Linked DNA regions of Homo sapiens: regions 1, 3, 4, 5 and 6 are each linked to region 2. The links are chromatin contacts, found by Hi-C or POLR2A ChIA-PET in ENCODE. All regions are on one chromosome and are shown on one strand. The core of a region is the stretch at or near the end of the contact, and the rest is flanking DNA. Distances in the headings are between cores, read along the strand shown. Region 1 overlaps LOC107984195 (a long non-coding RNA gene). Region 2 overlaps LOC105376360 (a long non-coding RNA gene). Region 3 has its middle 25 kb from the start of PITRM1. Region 4 has its middle 30 kb from the start of MIR6078. Region 5 has its middle 22 kb from the start of LINC02660. Region 6 has its middle 120 kb from the start of LINC00702.

The links. A loop is a pair of places that touch in the nucleus more often than their neighbours do. ChIA-PET counts read pairs that join two places held with the same protein, here RNA polymerase II (POLR2A). Pooled maps may share reads with other maps.
Region 1: a loop to region 2 is called in a pooled map, with 18 times the contacts of the local background. The contact joins two enhancer-like sites. A Hi-C loop is called at or near these places in 9 of 37 single-sample maps with no recorded cell type and 9 of 50 pooled maps. POLR2A ChIA-PET finds 5 or more read pairs at or near these places in 2 of 52 experiments (activated CD4-positive, alpha-beta T cell and activated T-cell).
Region 3: a loop to region 2 is called in a pooled map, with 5 times the contacts of the local background. The contact joins two enhancer-like sites. A Hi-C loop is called at or near these places in 1 of 168 maps with a recorded cell type or tissue (PC-9) and 6 of 50 pooled maps. POLR2A ChIA-PET finds 5 or more read pairs at or near these places in 3 of 52 experiments (MCF 10A, Panc1 and activated CD4-positive, alpha-beta memory T cell).
Region 4: a pooled map shows a loop between it and region 2 (2.1-fold over the local background). The contact joins two enhancer-like sites. A Hi-C loop is called at or near these places in 4 of 50 pooled maps. POLR2A ChIA-PET finds 5 or more read pairs at or near these places in 2 of 52 experiments (A673 and activated T-cell).
Region 5: a loop to region 2 is called in a pooled map, with 2.5 times the contacts of the local background. The contact joins two enhancer-like sites. A Hi-C loop is called at or near these places in 10 of 37 single-sample maps with no recorded cell type and 6 of 50 pooled maps. POLR2A ChIA-PET finds 5 or more read pairs at or near these places in 2 of 52 experiments (PC-9 and naive thymus-derived CD8-positive, alpha-beta T cell).
Region 6: a loop to region 2 is called in a pooled map, with 7 times the contacts of the local background. The contact joins two enhancer-like sites. A Hi-C loop is called at or near these places in 1 of 168 maps with a recorded cell type or tissue (OCI-LY7), 23 of 37 single-sample maps with no recorded cell type and 13 of 50 pooled maps. POLR2A ChIA-PET finds 5 or more read pairs at or near these places in 3 of 52 experiments (AG04449, H1 and OCI-LY7).

Annotation. Positions count from the first base shown.
Region 1 is chr10:4,033,650-4,036,349 of GRCh38, forward strand. All of the region lies in intron 2 of LOC107984195 (a long non-coding RNA gene), which reads left to right. Among named protein-coding and RNA genes, the nearest start is that of MIR6078, 44 kb to the left of the region's middle. Within about 2 kb of position 1,327, at least 12 of the 41 ENCODE cell types and tissues checked have a DNase peak (open chromatin) inside an H3K27ac peak, as active enhancers do.
Region 2 is chr10:3,622,505-3,625,204 of GRCh38, forward strand. The region is part of intron 1 of LOC105376360 (a long non-coding RNA gene); the gene reads left to right. Among named protein-coding and RNA genes, the nearest start is that of LINC02669, 120 kb to the left of the region's middle. Within about 2 kb of position 1,432, at least 7 of the 41 ENCODE cell types and tissues checked have a DNase peak (open chromatin) inside an H3K27ac peak, as active enhancers do; they include PC-9, where a contact is called at or near this core.
Region 3 is chr10:3,196,015-3,198,806 of GRCh38, forward strand. No RefSeq gene overlaps it. Among named protein-coding and RNA genes, the nearest start is that of PITRM1, 25 kb to the left of the region's middle. Within about 2 kb of position 1,523, at least 7 of the 41 ENCODE cell types and tissues checked have a DNase peak (open chromatin) inside an H3K27ac peak, as active enhancers do; they include PC-9, where a contact is called at or near this core.
Region 4 is chr10:3,959,619-3,962,558 of GRCh38, forward strand. No RefSeq gene overlaps it. Among named protein-coding and RNA genes, the nearest start is that of MIR6078, 30 kb to the right of the region's middle. RefSeq lists an enhancer at 1-280. Within about 2 kb of position 1,598, at least 3 of the 41 ENCODE cell types and tissues checked have a DNase peak (open chromatin) inside an H3K27ac peak, as active enhancers do.
Region 5 is chr10:3,888,643-3,891,342 of GRCh38, forward strand. No RefSeq gene overlaps it. Among named protein-coding and RNA genes, the nearest start is that of LINC02660, 22 kb to the right of the region's middle. Within about 2 kb of position 1,410, at least 6 of the 41 ENCODE cell types and tissues checked have a DNase peak (open chromatin) inside an H3K27ac peak, as active enhancers do; they include PC-9, where a contact is called at or near this core.
Region 6 is chr10:4,126,785-4,129,607 of GRCh38, forward strand. No RefSeq gene overlaps it. Among named protein-coding and RNA genes, the nearest start is that of LINC00702, 120 kb to the right of the region's middle. RefSeq lists an enhancer at 1,001-1,640 and a silencer at 1,379-1,579. Within about 2 kb of position 1,392, at least 7 of the 41 ENCODE cell types and tissues checked have a DNase peak (open chromatin) inside an H3K27ac peak, as active enhancers do.

The sequences.
Region 1 (2,700 bases), core at 77-2,576, 410 kb after region 2:
ACAGGAGGTAATAGCCACTGGGAATACCGAGTAACTCCCCTTCCACCCACACCAGATGGTTTCTGGTGGAGCCAGGACAGCGCTCCTGCCCCAGGACCTCAGGACGAGGACGAAGTCCTGGGCTCTGTTGGAACACAGCATAGGATAATTCTCACAGCTGGGTGGGCCTGGGAGGCAGGAGGCAGATGTGTGCTGAGGGCCACCTGCCAGATTTAGAGATGGAGCACGGATGGATTGAGAAGAGGTTCTGAGACAGAAGTATTGCTCTAAGGATCTGGCGTAGACAAATAGACCCTCCTTGGAAAGATGAGTGGCCCTGGGGTTGTCCCCAAATCTCTGGACCAGCCCAAGCCTATGACTCCCTGCACAAGGGCACCTGCTCTCACTGCGCAAGGATCTCTGGACTTTCTCCTCCAAAGACCTGCTCCTGGAACACAGAGCCCCTCTTCTCCTTCGTATTGGGACCCGCCTGGCCTCACACTAGGAATGTCCCCTGGACAGCAGTTTGAAGGCCCTATGCTCGCTCACTGCACTAAGGATTCTTGAGCGATGGGCGACTTGGTCGACACACAACCCGGGCCCACTGTGCGGAATTGCGTCGAATAAGCTTCTCCCTGGGGCAGAGTCCCTGCCTGTCCTTGCCGCCCCCGTCCTGTTCTCGTCCCTCTATCCTCCAACCCTCCCCAAGGCCCTTTCTCCCCCTACTTCAAGGATGGGGCCCTTTTCCGAGCACTTTGCTCATTGCAAAACATAACCAAATTAAACAAAACAAAGCCCATTTTGGTTTGGGCCTCTAATGTTCTCCTAAATGCTCTCTGATTTTCCATTTGAACCCTAATTTTTCTCAGCCTATTTCTGCAATAAATTATCACTGTGTTTTGAGAAAGTGATAGATTTTGAACCCTTTGGCCCATATTCTTTAATGAATCCTCTTTTAGATTGTAGAGTTTCATCTGAGCTTCCCAATCTTAACTCCTCACTCCCCGCCTCACCCCATAGGGAAGTTAGAAGGATCCGAAGAAGTGGGTTCCTATCAGAGTCTGGCGTCTCCACTGTGGACATGCCACTTAACATCACCTGACCTCTGGATGAATCAAGTCAGTCAGCTTAGCAGGCTCTAAAGCCCCTTTAATTCAAAAACTTGGAGCCTGTATTTTCTTTTCCTTAGATGCCCATGATTTTTTTTAAAAATAGGGATTCTAGTTTTCCATCCAAGACCCTTGCACACTTCAGTACACTTAGTGTGGGGTTCACTTTCCAGACCCGGTCTCCAGGTGCTGTCTGCTTCTCCAGTCATGTTAGCCTGAAACGGCGACTGATTCATGTGCACACTTCGGCTCCCCAGGCCAGAATGCTGTCACTCTGGGGAGGAATTATGGTTTCACTTTTTGCTTCATTCCTGCTGTAGAGAACAGGCACCCATCAAAGTCCAGAGTAAACAGACACTGTTTCACGTGCAGCAGATGGAAGTCTTTATCCATGATTACTTTTGTCCTATGTCTTTCATGTCCCCCTGTTTTTTTGACGCCTCCCACTTTTCCCTTTTAAATACTCTGGGTGATGGTTAAAAGCAAGATGACTGCTGGTTTATTCGTCACACCGGAAGCAAGAAAAAGTTACATGCAGGCAAAGGAGCTGGATGCAGGATCTCATCTGAAGGACAAGATCACTTAGCCATGCACGGGCAAGAAAGAACTGAATGTTTCTGAATAGAGGAAACGTTAGTCCCGGATTTCAACCGAGAGAAGGAATGCTGAGAGTTCTTGACAGCGAGGGCTTCGGCAGGGGTGACACGCCTTTGATTTAGAATGGTTAGCACATACCCACATGCACACATGACCTGCCTTAGTTTCAGGATATGGAAACTTCTGAACAGAATTGTGGGTACAGCTGCATTTACACATATTTACTGGGCACTTATCACATATAGCAAAATATCCTGAAGAGTAAATTACAATCCTCTCCCATCTTGAAGGCACTTATGAAATTCTGTCTGTATTTACTCTTTCTTTAGGGTTAGTGAGCAGCAATGTGTTGCTGATAATTCTAATGTTGCTCCTGGAAATGTGTTATTTTAAGAGATTCACATCCTCCATGTGGGGTTGGAAACATCTGTTCAGAACAGAACGTATCAGTTAAGATTATATTTTGCTCCTCCCAGTTTGAGTCCAGATGGTTACATCTACGCGCTATGTACTACAAGTTTCAATTATCTACTGTAATTTTATTTCTTTTATTTTGTATGTCTAATGAAGCTAATATTTAAAATAACTCCTAATATATTTCTAATGTGCTAAAAGCTAAAGGTCCTTAAGTGTGTGTGTATGTGTGTGTGTGTCTGTTAAAATGTTGTAAGATTACTAGATGCTAAGAATGCCATTTTTAGGCCAGGCGCGGTGGCTCACTCCTATAATCCCAGCACTTTGGGAGGCCTAGGCAAGCGGATCACTTGAGATCAGGAGTTCAAGACTAGTCCGGCCAACATGGTGACACCTGATCTCTACTAAAAATACAAAAATTAGTGGGGTGTGGTGGTGCACGCCTGTGATCCCAGCTACTCTGGAGGCTGAGGTAGGAGAATCGCTTGAACCTGGGAGGAGGAAGTTGCAGTGAGTTGAGATTTTGCCACTGCACTCCAGCCTGGATGATAGAGACACTGTCTCTAAAATAATTAAATAAATGAATGAATGAATAAATAAA
Region 2 (2,700 bases), core at 182-2,681:
CTAGGCGTATAGTAGGCTATGCCATCTACATGTGTGTAAGGACACTCTATGATGTTCACACAATGACAAAATCACCTAATAGCACATTTCCCAGAACATGTCCCCAACATTAAGCAATGAATGACTGTAGCTGAAAAGGGTAATTTAACAACGGAAAGCAGTGGGTGGCAGTCAAGAGTTCTAAGAAGTCCAAGGTGAAAGTGCTCTGTGAATAGATTGCTGGTCTCCTATTTTGCTTTTTGAGCCCATCTGTGCTGTGCTTTTGGAAAAATGTTGTCAGTCCTAACCTCCAACACTCTCAGTGCATTTGGAGCAATACACTTCTGGTGAACAGAGAAAATACCATATTCTGCAAGTGAGATTTTTTGTCTCCATTCTGTGGTTATTCTTTATCCAACAAAATGAAGTTTTAGAATTTAAGTTAATGAACATTTATTGTGGACCTAGCTTACAGAGTAAAGGGACAGATGAGTAAAAGAGTCTTTGCCCTCAAGAGTTATGAAACCTGAATCACAAGAGAAGTATAAAAAGGGACTACCAGAGAGTTCAGATGAAATGAGGTGCATAATGAATGTGCCTTCAGTGGGGCACAGATGGAGTTATGTGGGAGGGCATGGGGAAACTCTTAATGCAGGAGTTGGCCTTCAGATGATCCTTCAAGTGGGATGGTCATTAGAAGGAGAAGAGATCCCCAAGGATGAGCAATGCCAGTATCTGAGGCCAGATGGCCCGGAAAGGCTGGTGCTAGGGGGAGCAGCAGTCACTCTGTTTGTCAGAGCCCAGGAGCTCTTGTACAGAGGCAATGGCTGCACCAGCTGGTGGAACTACATTGCAGGAAACCTCCAAAGCCACACAGGGTTCATCTGCTTTTCAAAAGGCAAAAAAGGACTGGTGGGAAGTTTCTGAGCCAGAAGGAGACAATATCAGTTATATCTAAACCAAAATATTTTTAACTTGGTGCAAGGTTTCTAGATAAATCAGGGAACTGGATAATGAGTCAGAAAGAGTGCCAGGAGGATGTCAGCATCGCAGAGGTGCTCCCTGCTAACATCACATCCTGCACTCAATTTTTTTTTTCTTTAAATCACTGCTCGGGTTGTGTGGCATGTAATGAGAATGGTAAAATGCTTTGTTCTTATTACTGTAATTTCAATAACAAATATGGAAAGAAACAACGAAATGGCCTACACAATAAAAATAATTGTTAACCCATTTTACTAGCTCTGTGGCTAAATTATATTTTTATAAATTACAGTTCCAGTGGAGGCAAATGTGCTCGCAAGTTCCTTGTTAACAAGGTCACCAGTATAATTTGAATATTTTCCACAGCTGTTGCTCTCACACCTAAAGAGGGAAACAGCTCCAGCTATGTAGGGCAAGTGAACGAGAATGCTAATGAGTCTAACAGATTGGTTCAAAATAGAAGCATAAACCTTCAATTCATGAGGACACAACCGTTACGAAACCAAAGCCGAGGAGCTGGTCTGTGTTGAGGAATTCAACACTGCAACATCGTTCGAATATTTGACATAGTTCTTGACCCAGGCTTGGCAAAATTTGTCCACTATAAATAGAGGAAGGAGGGAAAAGTTTATGAGAGACCATATAATTCCATAAACATGAATTTCACTCTTAGAAGAATCCATAAAGAATACTTTGAAAACATGCTTTGTGAACGCTCTTTCACTGAATTACTGTGTAAAGCGTTTTGGCAGCAGTATCATGTTCTATACAGCAGAGCTAAAATTGCAAATTCACAATGATACAAGTGATATTAGGTAATTAAGACAATAAAGATTTATTTGATGATAAGAATCAATGGCTTGATTTACCAAATCAATTGGTTTACTATTTTGTTTGTTTAAGTGGAGATGAAGTAAACTTCCATCACAGTCCTTAATGATAAATCTTTATTGTTGCTGCTCTTTTCCATTCTATCTGCGTTGAGAAACTAGTTTTTGGAACTCGCTGTAAGAGCTGTAGAATGGGAACAGGCTGAACCACTGAGTAAGAGGGAAACAGGTTTTGCACAAGACGACGTGCAAGTGGAGGATCTGACGTGGTTTGAAAAGCCGTGGGGCTTTGACTAACACACTGAGGCATGGAGGAAATGCCACCAAATTCCTACCAAAGCACACTCTGAACATCGACATTATACTAAAGCGAATAATAAATAAGGGGCAAGAACTTGCAGGCACTGCCCATTTGCATTAAAGTCTGACAAATTCCTGCTCCCAAAGAATTCCTCAGGAAATGCATTGAGATGATGATTCTCAGATCAATTCCCTAGCATTCAGGGGAAAAGTTTTTTAAAATCACAAAATTAAAAAACAATGTCTTTCAATACTCCAGGCACTGATTTGAGATGTTACACTTTTTGAAGCCAGACTCGGTACTTTTTGGTATATTGGGCTCAGAGTCTCACTGGTACTAAGCTTATTTGATGCTTTGGTGTGTTGGGCACAGAGCTTTCCCTGGTATGTAGCTTATTTGTAAGTTTCTATAAATTGTTGCAAGTCAGCTGTAGGAAAAGCAGGCATCTTGAGAAGTCCTGGTAATTATTCCAGAGCACTAGGCTTACATTAAAAAATAAAAAAAAAACTTAGCCCAGAGTGTTGTGAAAAAGACCAATGGAGATTATCATTTAGCTACCTAAGAAGAGTGTAAAGAAAACAAATTATTATCCTAAAATACTAGTGA
Region 3 (2,792 bases), core at 273-2,772, 430 kb before region 2:
GCCACCAGCAGCTGCCCTCTGAACGACTGCCTTCTAGAATGTCTAGTTTGCCAAACATCAATTTGTTAAAATTACAGGTTTATTGTTTCTTTGAAACCAACTTACCCCACATCAGGCCACAAACTGAATATGTAATTCCAGGGTACTGAGCCTGGCTGGTGTTGACGCTGCTTCACTTTCTTGTTTTCTTTTTTCTTTTCTTTTTCTTTTTCTTTTTTTTTTTTTTGAGATGGAGTCTCACTCTGTCACCCAGGCTGGAGTGCAGTGGCACGATCTCAGCTCACTGCAGCCTCTGCCTCCCAGGGTTCAAGCAATTCTCATGCCTCAGCCTCCCAAGTAGCTGGGACTACAGGCGCCCGCCACCACATTCGGCCAAGTTTTGTATTTTTAGCAGAGATGGGGTTTCACCATGTTGGCCAGGGTGGTCTTGAACTCCTGACCTCAGGTGATCCGCCCATCTCGGTCTCCCAAAGTGCTGGGATTACTGGTGTGAACCACTGCGCCCGGCCAACATTTCACTTTCTAAAGCCACATTTTTAAGGTACGCAGCCCACGCTTCATGCCGGGCCTGGGAGGGGGTTCCTGGTTGTAAACCTGTCTCTGACCTCCCAGCTGGCTCAGAGATGTCCCCAACCCAGAGTCCAGAGGACAGCCCACTTTGGGGAGGAAGCTCGCTTGGGGTCCTGGGTGTAAAGCCAGCCAAAGCAACACCACATTTCTGGCCTTGGCTGGAAAAGGGCAGCTGAGAGCATCACCCCTGTCTGCCGGCCACGGTCTTCTCTCTCCTCTCAGAAACGGGTCTTGGATCTCTTCAGATCGTGTGTCCATCAGGCTAGACTGGGAACCAGTTTTCAGTTGTAGCCTTTCTAAAGAGGCGTCACTATTGTTTCTGTTTCTATTTCAGCTTTCTATCACGTTCCCTCAGTCCAGGGAGACCTGGGCATGGAATTCCCATCTCAGCTCGGCCTCTGCCGTGGTCTGCAACTTGCTGGCGGTCTCCCAAGAGTCATCCCAGCAAACGTGGGGGCTCTTTTGTCCTGTTATGTGAATGGCCACCACGGGGAACATTCCCGCCCACTGGGGCCTGTGGGGGCTGTGTTCACCCCGGGGTGGGGAGGGGGGTCTGGCCCTGCAGGTGGGTCCTCAGGCCCCAGGCAGGGGTGTCCTTGGATGAGCTGTCCTGCTGGGGGGCCATGCAGAGCTGCCGAGGAGAAGGAACAGGCAATGAGGCCGAGGCCAGGGGCGTCCCCTCGCTTCCTTCCAAGGCTTCCTTCCGGGACCTCTCATCTTGGAGGCTGCTTTTTCTTTTGGTTCATTTCATCTGGATTTTACCAAGGAGAAAAATGCACTGGGGGAAGCAAGGAGTTACAGGCCGAGGGCTGAGTGGTTTGCTTTAGTCCTGCACACCCCAGACACCCCGGCCGCTTTCCCAGCAGTCCAGGAATTAATTCCAGGAATGCTCTGCGTCCCAGCCTCCTGCAGCGGGACTCTCTGTCCGCTGCTTCCAGCCGAAGGCCACCGGAGGGCAGCAGAGGCCTGGCTGAACCGGGCCGGGCGCTGCCGAGACTCTGGGAACGTCTCCCACTCAGTCTCCCTCGTTCTACAGCTGGTAGCAGGCAGGTGCTGCTGGTTCCTTCCATCAGGAGGGAGTGACCGCTGACCATTGCGTTACCACATGGAGCAGCGAAAGGAGACGTCCCCATCAGGTCTTCCAGCAACGGCAGCTCAGAATTTTCACTGGGATCTCTCAAAAATGCATTCATTTAAGGGATAGCTGTCTGTTTGTGGATTTCTTAGGGTTGAGTCATTACACGAGGCTTATCAGGGACAGGGATCAGTGCTTCGGTGTCACTGGTGAAAAGAAGCTCATAAAACAACTTTCGGGATTAGCTCATTCGCCAGTGATTGCGACTGTGGCAAACCACACTGCCCCCAGCACGGCGGGTGTCAATTATGTGACACAGACTCTAAAACGAGGTGATGTTAAAGAGGCTTCATAAAATTGTCTTGTATACAACTCCCAGAATATTACTTAGGAATATAGTTCCACTGAGTGCAAATGCAGTCAATATTTATTTGAAAATGTGAAAATCTAGCCAATTGGATATATGCAGGTGATTGAGATAATTCAAACTTTAATGTCTTTTTGAATATTGCATTCTCTTGTTTATTCTTTGGCATTTAAACCAGTCTGAAGCTCAGCTGATTCTCATGATTTAGGATTGGAATGCCCAGTGTTTCAGGTGAATCGTGTTTAGGGCTAATTTGGGCTCTGAGAAGGGCCCATTCGTTACTTAAGAAGTGCTTGGTTGTCTTAGCCAGCTCGGGCCGTGACAAAATACCGAAGACTGAGTGACTTCAGCAGCAAACAGGGATTCCTCACAGTTCTGGAGACTGAAGTCTAAGGTCAAGGCACCGGCAGATTCACTTGCTGATGAGGGCCTTTTCCTGGTTGAGAGAGGGCACCTTCTCACTGTATCCTCACATGGGGGTGGGGGAGAGAGAGAGAGGAGAGACAGAGAGAGGAGAGGGAGAGAGAGAGAGCTCTGCCCCCTTCCTCTTCTTTTTACAGCGCTGGTCCCATCGTGGGGCCCCAAGTCATAGCTTCATCCAACCCTCATTGTCTCCCCAAGTTCCTGCCTCTAAATACTGCCATATGAGGGGCTTGGGCTTTGACATGAATTTTTGGGGTGAACACAAGCATTCAATGCATGCCCAAGGGGACACTGGTGGTCATGTGATGGCCGAATTGTGTCTCCCAGGAAATCCTACATGGAAGCCCCAACCCCTGG
Region 4 (2,940 bases), core at 348-2,847, 340 kb after region 2:
CCAAGGAAACGTATTCGTAAATGCTCTTTGCCACAACTTCATCTCCCTTTTCTCCCCGTCACCTCAAAAAACCCCCACACAGCCAACGATAGACACAATGCTCCTAGAAAAGGAAAAAGAAAAGGAGGAGGAGAAGACAATACCAAAACGTGCATTTTACTGTGTTGATGCTATTCAGGATGCAAATAGAAACAGCCAAAGTCCCAGCGCCTCAGCTGAGGGAAGACAGAAGCTGAACCAGGCGTGCGCTGTGGCTGTCCCCGTGCAGGCGGAGGTGTGTGATCTCGAGAGGAATGTTTATTATTACTTCTCTTCCCCCTAGAGAGGTAGCTTCATTTCCTTAATGCAGAGTAGAGCTGGTGGGGAAGTGTGAGGTATTCAGCCCCTCCCTGGGCACCAGGCTCCTGTCCTGACCTGCATCCATTGTCAGGGATGTCCTCAATGCACACAGGAATCATCTCCTCCCAGACACAGCTGGTGGGAACCTAAGGCCATCTGGAATTCTGCAGAATGTTTCCATGATAATGGTTGGAACTTCTAGTGCATCCTTTTGTGCCACATTTTATTTTTGTGGCCTTGAAGCCACAAAGCCTTCACAGATGGCACTTTGCCTGGTTGCATCTGGTCTCCATTTTTTAAAAAGTAGCCTTCAATTTAATCATTGCAGTTTTTATTTTCACGCAACGCTAGATTTATGCTTTCCTTAATAATGTTCTACTGCACAGTTAAACTACTCCTGAGAGGACATCTTTGGCATCTGTAGCTAAGCAAATATTTTCTCTGGAGACAGAATTTTTAAAAATGAAATCACACAATGGCCTTTTTTGTAGTATTTTCATTATTTTGGTCATTAAACTAAACATTAGCTTCTAAATGTTTAAAAATAATTGTAGTTACTTAAAATTATTCCCAGGAGGGGATTTTCTCAGTTCTCTCCTTCTACCTCACAAAAAGGATCTGCGAACACCCCTGATGCCGTACAAGGATCACGAACCAGGAACCAAGAAGAGACAAACAGCCTGTCTTCTTCCTTGCAGCTTCTCCACCCACCCCTGACTAGTGAGTTTCCATCCTGCACGCCTGTGCATACGTGTGCTAGTGGCCTGTCACTGAGAATTCTTCAGAACCAAAGATGACTTCAACCCCCAGGGCCATCAAGCATCAGCTATTATTTTGCTTCTGCTGGGGCACACAAATCAAGTTAGTTTCTACTCTTCAAGTGCACTTTCTTGCTTTGGAAGAGTTTTCTGATTTCAGCTCCTGCTGCAGGCTTAAATGGAACCTTACTGTGACCACGGCAGGAGGGACTTCTGCCTTCTCACAGCTTTCTGATTGAGCTAAAATTTTGAGGACATTTCTAAGAATTGCCACAGCTTAATTCAACACTCTAATTTTTGTTTATGATGCAAATAAGAATGGCCATGGCTCTTCCTTATACATTTGAATCGATGATTACAAATAGCATGTGTTGAACACGTTTCATGAAAGATTAACAGTTATTTCACTTCACCCCTGCAGCAGCACCAAGGAGTAGAGAGTGTTACTGTCTCTGCTAGGAACAGAAATGCAAAGTTTAAGGGGCTTGGCAAGAAGGCCACATACCTAAGACACCCATTCAGATTCACCCAAGGCTCATTTCCCTTCCAGGGCAGAGCTCCGGCACCTGTGCTGTGGGGAACCCACCACACTACAGAGCTTTAAAACCCTCACTTTGTGGGTGTCACATCCTGCAGAGAAGCCTAGTCACTCTACAGGAGATGTCACAGGGGATCAGATAAATCTCAGGGGAAAGGGCTAGAGCTACTCTTTCGCCAGGATTTGCACCTCTGAGGCTACTGGTGAATCTTTCTTTAAGTCGGTAAAATTTGTTTTTTAATCCAAAAATTCTCTGCGGATCCTAGTTGGTTTTCATGTTGGATAAATTTTGGCAAGACTCCAAAGGAGACCCCAGAGGCCGAGCGGGGGTATGCTGTGGTGGGAAGAGAGTGCCCTTGGTGGATTAGCATTGCCCCTTTCAGACCCTTACCTGGTGTTAGTTTTCTATGGCTTTGAACTCTCATTATTCTCACCTCTCAAATGGGTATAATGATATCTACCTCATGAGATTACTGACATAGAAGAAAGAACATATGCAGAGTGGCCAGCAATTCCCAGCACAGAGTAGGTGCGTAGGGCGGGCTCCCAGGAAGCAGGTTCTGGGAAGCAGATATCCTGGTGGGTACCCTCAAGAGTAACTTACCTAAGGGAGGGAGGGGCCCGATGGGCAGGGCGGATGCCTAGCTGTGGTGCAGCTGCAAGTGAGACCTGTGCTGGTCATTCGGGTGCTCTGGAGCTGGGAGCCCGTACACATTTGAGGCAAGGTGCCTAGGCCTTGAGACCTCGCTGGGAACAGCCATGAGATTTGGTGCACCCCAGGGAGGGGCATATACCTTGGAAAAGATGACTCCTTGGGGTGAGAGCAATTCCTGGGGAGAGATTCAGCTGGCGGCCTCCAGCAGCTCACCTTCCTGGAAGATAGAAGTGTCTCCAGCCAGAGAGCCATCTGGCAGTATAGACATCACTGCTTCCTGTAAGTACTACGCAGACAGTAAGTAATATTCTTATTATTGTTCATTATTCAATAATAATTTATTCCATCAGAAACCTGGCCGGCAGGCATTCTCATAGCCAGAGTCAACCTCAACTCACCATGGCACAGGAAAAATAATCATCGCACTGCAGAACAAGAAATGACCTAAGCCAGCATTGTCATCTTTGAAACTTAAGAGAATTTGTAAAACGGTGAAATTCAGAATGAACTTAGAAGGCATTTTCAGCTGCACATCTGCTAGTCTGGTGTGTGGCATCACTAAGTCTATTGGTTTAAATGGGTGCGTAGTTCCGGAGTATCACAACTACAACATCGGATTTGGAAGCAATTTTGGAAATATTTGATGATGC
Region 5 (2,700 bases), core at 160-2,659, 270 kb after region 2:
AAATATCCAAATTTTCTTTTGTTTGTTTGTTTCTTTCTTTTTTTTTTTTTTTCCTGAGACAGGGTCTCACTCTGTCATCCAGGCTGAGGTGCAGTGGTGCGATCATGGCTCACTGTAGCCTTGAACTCTCCAGGCTCAGGCGAGCCTCCTACCTCAGCCTACCAAGTAGCTGGGACCACAGACACACACCACCATGTGCGACTAACTTTATTTATTTTATTTATTTATTTTTGAGATGGAGTCTTGCTCTGTTGCCCAGGCTGGAGTGCAGTGGTGAGATCTCGGTTCACTACAACCTCTACCCTCCTGGGTTCAAGCGATTCTCCTGCCTCAGCCTCCTGAGTAGCTGGGACTATAGGTGCACCCCACCATGCCTGGCTAATTTTTTGTATTTGTAGTAGAGACAGGGATTCACTATGTTGGCCAGGCTGGTCTCGAACTTCTGACTGCGTGATCCACCCACCACAGCCTCCCAAAGTGCTGGGATTACAGGTGTGAGCCACCACACCCGGCCAACTAGCTTTATTTTATTTTATGTTTTTTTGTAGAGATAGTGTTTCGCTGTGTTGCCCAGGCTGGAACTCCTGGGCTCAAGTGATTCTCCCACTTTGGCCTCCCAAAGCCGCCCAAAGTCCTGGGATTATAGGTGTGAGCCACTGTGCCCAGAAAAAAATTTCCTTTTTACTTCTGTACCCAGAGCTGACCTTACTTAAGCTGTGGAAGATAAAAAAAAAATCACTACAGTATTAGTGGCCTCAATTGAAGCAGTTATTTCGAACTAACTGAAATCGGAAAAACAATTTCTTTTTACTTCTGTACCCAGAGATGACCTTACTGAAGCTGTGGAAGGTTAAAAACATCACTACAGTATTAGTGGTCTCAACTGAAGTAGTTATTTTGAACCAATTGATATGTATATATTTTATTTGTAATTTAGAAAAATACTAATAATTCTGTCTCTTAATATATGTTGGGAGTAGCAGCTCTTAATGAATTGTTAGTAACGCCCTTCACTCCCATCCCCTACACCCCTGTCTTACGTACAAGTTAAATTAAAGGGGTTGATAAACTCACTTTTCTGTCGTTTTATTCAGCTCTAAATGCTCTGGTTATTTCAGAGCTCCTGGCTTAAGGAATTAAGATTCTCATCAGATACATAAACAAATGAGTATTTCTTTCCAAGATCAAAGCCAACCTTTGTTTTGACGATCGCTTTTTATAAAAACAAGTGGTGTTGATTTTTGTACACATTGTCTCTTTTTATTGTCTAACATCATAAAAATATTGCTGCAAAAACAGCAGAAATGAGTTGAACCCTGCTGGCTTCACATTTCTCCAGGAAGTTTTTTTCTGAATGTGCCGTGCACTGTCCCATGCTCAGCTGATACGATTAGAAAGAATTGCCCCCACCCACTCTCCCTGCACCCATCCATCCCTCAATCCTTTTTTTGTCACAGACTCTGGCCAGAGAGGAATGTTTTGCTTTCATCTTGATGCATACTGTCCTCAGGAATGTTTAGCAAGAAGAGGGGGAAAAAAGTTTCATTCAAGGCCAGGTGATCTCAGAGGCCATTTCCCACAAATGACCAGACCTTGACTTTAGCTTTCTCTTTCCTTATGCCGGCCTTCTTTGATAGCCTCCGAATGTCCTCATGAGCTAATGAACCATTTCAGTGAATTTTGACATCAATAAGACAATTACTCAACTTCTAAACCCTCCTCTCTCAGCCTGTTGTCCTCTTGCCTCAGGAGGAGGCTACTGACAAATGGACCTGATTGCACCTGTGTTTTCTGGACACAGTATCAATCCACATGGTGCTTTTTTTTGGGGGGAGGGGGGCAGGTTCATAATATAAGGCAAGGTTCAAAACTGGAGGACTTTACATACACATCTAGATTTCTATCTTTTCTTGAAAACCCTGGAAATCTGGGAAGACTAGATCCAAATTTCCTTGATTGGAACAACTGGCCAGAGTTGAGTTCTCACTACACTTTGCCACAGTCTCCAGCACTCCCTACAGCCCTGCACTGAGGCTGATTACCACTTGCCAGTCACTGGGATGCTTCTACACCTGTGTTTATCGCTCCCAAGCTTCACTTCTCAGTACATAATCTTCTTGGCCCATGTTAGCATTTGAGTTTGCAACCTCGACTCAACATCATATTTTCTTCATAAAATGGTAGCTTTGTCAGAGGTGTTTGAACTAGGGCGACTCCATCTTAAATAGAGAGTGGATAAAATAAGGCTGAGACCTACTGGGCTGCATTCCAGGAGGTTAGGCATTCTAAGTCACAGGATGAGATAGGAGGTCGGCACAAGATACAGGTCACGATAAACCTGATAAAACAGGTTACAGTAAAGAAGCCGGCCAAAACCCACCGAAGCCATAATGGCGGTGAGAGTGACCTCTGGTCATCTTCACAGCTCATTATATGCTAATTATAATTCATTAGCATGCTAAGAGACACTCCCACCAGCACCATGGCAGTTTACAAATGCCATGGCAGTATCCGGAAGTTACTGGATATGGGTCTAAAAAGGGGAGGAGCCCTCAGTTCCAGGAATTGCTCACCCCTTCCCTGGAAAACGCAGGAATAATCCAGCTCTTGTTTAGCATGTGATGAAAAGATAGCGAGTATCCTTAGATGAGCCACCCACGCCGCTGCTCCGCCTATGGAGTAGCCATTCTTCTATTCCTT
Region 6 (2,823 bases), core at 142-2,641, 500 kb after region 2:
GTCTTCCTGAGAATTCAGGGATCAGAATTTTTAAGGACAACTTAGTGGGTAAGGGGAAGCCAGGGATCCTGGAGTACTGATTGGTCTGAGAGGGAATCATAGGGAGTCGGAGCTGTCTTCTTGTGCTGAGTCAGTTCCCAGGTGGGGGCCACAAGATCAGATGAGCCAGTTTATTGAGCTGGCGGTGGCAGCTGATCCATCAAGTGCAGGGGCTGCAAAATATCTCAAGCGCTGATCTTAGGAGCAGCGTAGAGAGGGTTAGAATCTTGTAGCCTCCAGCTGCCTGACTCCTAAATCATGATTTCCAATCTCGTGTGTAATTTCTTAGTTCTACAAAGGCAGTCTAGTCCCCAGGCAAGAAGGTGGTTTGTTTTGGGAAAGGGCTGTTAATAGTTTTTGTTTTGAACTATAAACTATAAACTGGCCAGGCATGGTGGCTCACACCTGTAATCCCAGCATTTTGGGAGGCTGAGGTGGGCAGATCACTTGAGGTCAGGAGTTCAAGACTAGCCTGGTCAACATGGTAAAACCCCATCTCTACTAAAAATACAAAAATTAACTGGGGCCAGGTGGTGGGTCCTGGCTACTCAGGAGGCTGAGGCAGGAGAATCGCTTGAACCCGGGAAGTGGAGGTTGCAATGAGCCAAGATGGAGCCACTGCACTCCAGCCTGGGCAACAGAGCAAGACTCTGTCTGGAAAAACCAACCAACCAACCAACAAACAACAAAAAAACCACTATAAACCAAGTTCCTCCCAAAGTTACTTCAGCCTACACCCAGGAAGGAACACGGACAGCTTAGAGGTTAAAAGCAAGATGGAGTCAGTTAGGTTAGATCTCTTTCACTGTCTCAGTCATAATTTTGCAAAGGCCATTTCAAAGTGACCACTAAAAGGAACTGGGATTGCAGGGTGCAGAGATTCAAACACAGTGCTGGGACCACTCTCTTCTGGATTTGACTCATGCGTGAGAGGAATAAACCTATACATTTTACTTAGCCACCTGCTTTTCGGAATTTGTGGGCAAGCTAGATTTTACCGAATGCAGACTAACCTGCTCCAACTCAAACAAAGAACCAGCTTTTAAAATTGTGGTTTATTATATAGGTTGTAATGTTTTGTCTTCTAGAATCTGCAGACACAAACAACCCATACGCTTCATTCCACAATTCACAGACCGTGGTCATTAGCAAAAAAGGTCAGAGGGAAAATTCATGGGCCTTATCAGAAAATTATTAGCCTGATAGATCAATGCTGTGTTTGAAGTATTCTAATGTAATCAACTGCCTCTGCAAAGTGAACAAAAGGAGGCCATTATGCAAATAAGAACCATTCATTTCAGAGGAAGGAGCTTTGGTTTCCTGGTACAGAGTCAACAAAATGAGGAAGCTGCGAAAGCCCTGGCTCATGTAGTTAACCTTGGGTCACTGTACCCTCCAGCCTCAGCACAGTTAATCCATGAATACTTGCAGTCAACAGCCTCTAAAGGTCACCAGACTCTGAAGTCCAGTTACTATTTGTTACCAAGTTTACAATTCAGAATTTATAGGAAATAAATATGTAGCCTGCATCACTAATGTGCCAAGCTTTGGGACAGGTTTCTTTCTAATTAGATCTCTGAAGGATTTTCCTGAAGGAGTCCCTCATGCTCTTGATTTCATCAACAGGCACTGTGCGGAAGCCCCTCCACCATGATGGTTTTGCTCAAGAAACCTTCATCTTGCAAAAGACAAAATGACAACAAATTCCGTTCCAAGATGCCAATTGGCTTTATTGACATCCTAGAATCAGGCAGCACTATATTCTCTAAAATGGAATATGTGTTCCAATGAACTGAACACAGGAGATTGGCTTTACAGATAGAAAAAGGGCTGAAGAAAGAGAAACAAAGAATAAAAAGTGTATTGGGTGCTTCCAAGTTACTTTCCTTGTAAGCCACTGTGTCAGAGGCATTTGAACCACAGCGACTCCATCTTGAGTGAGGACTAGGAAAACGAGGCTGGGACTTGCTGAGCTGCATTTCCAGAAAGTCAGGCATCCTTAGCTTCTAGATGTTTATTAAGCAGACCCAGACTCGGGAGTGTCTAGATATCCCGATATCTGGAGAACAAAGGCATTCCTAATTTTGCTTTAAAGATAATAATATCGATTCTTGCAAAATATAGTAATTGAGAAAATTAATCCTTTATCACAAACCCTTGTAGCAGAGCTTATCTCTTCATGATCTTTTTTATCCTACATATACAAGTATTGTACCTAGGGTGGACACATTCCTCCTCTTACTTTCGGGTCTGTCCTACTCTGTCTGTGGAGTAGCCGTATTTTCACCACTTTACTTTCTTAATAAACTTGCTTTTACTTTGCACTGCAGACTCACCCTGAATTCTTCCTTACGCGAAATCCAAGAACCCTCTCTTGGGGTCTGGATCAGAATCGCTTTCCTGTAACAACTGGGGCCAGAAAGAAGAAACAATAGAAAAACTGATGAGTTCACATGATGTGACTTCAGATTAAGGATTTAAACACAGGGAACTTCATTATCCTGCCCATTGAAGACTAAACCTGTCCTGTTCAGGAAGTTAGGCTATCTCTCTCCTGGTTCCTCAGAGGGCAGAGAACTGCTCAGTTTGGGTTTGGGTTTGGTAAGCCTGGGTGACCCCACTATGATTTGTCTGGTCTGTTGCGATCGCAGGAGTTTAGTCCAAAATAATGGCCTCAAATTTTGTTGAACAATCTATACGGAAAGCAATATCCACCTCTGAACATTTCACAAAACACATCAGTGTAAAGTGTTGAGAAATCTTTTTAACTTAAAAAAAAAACAA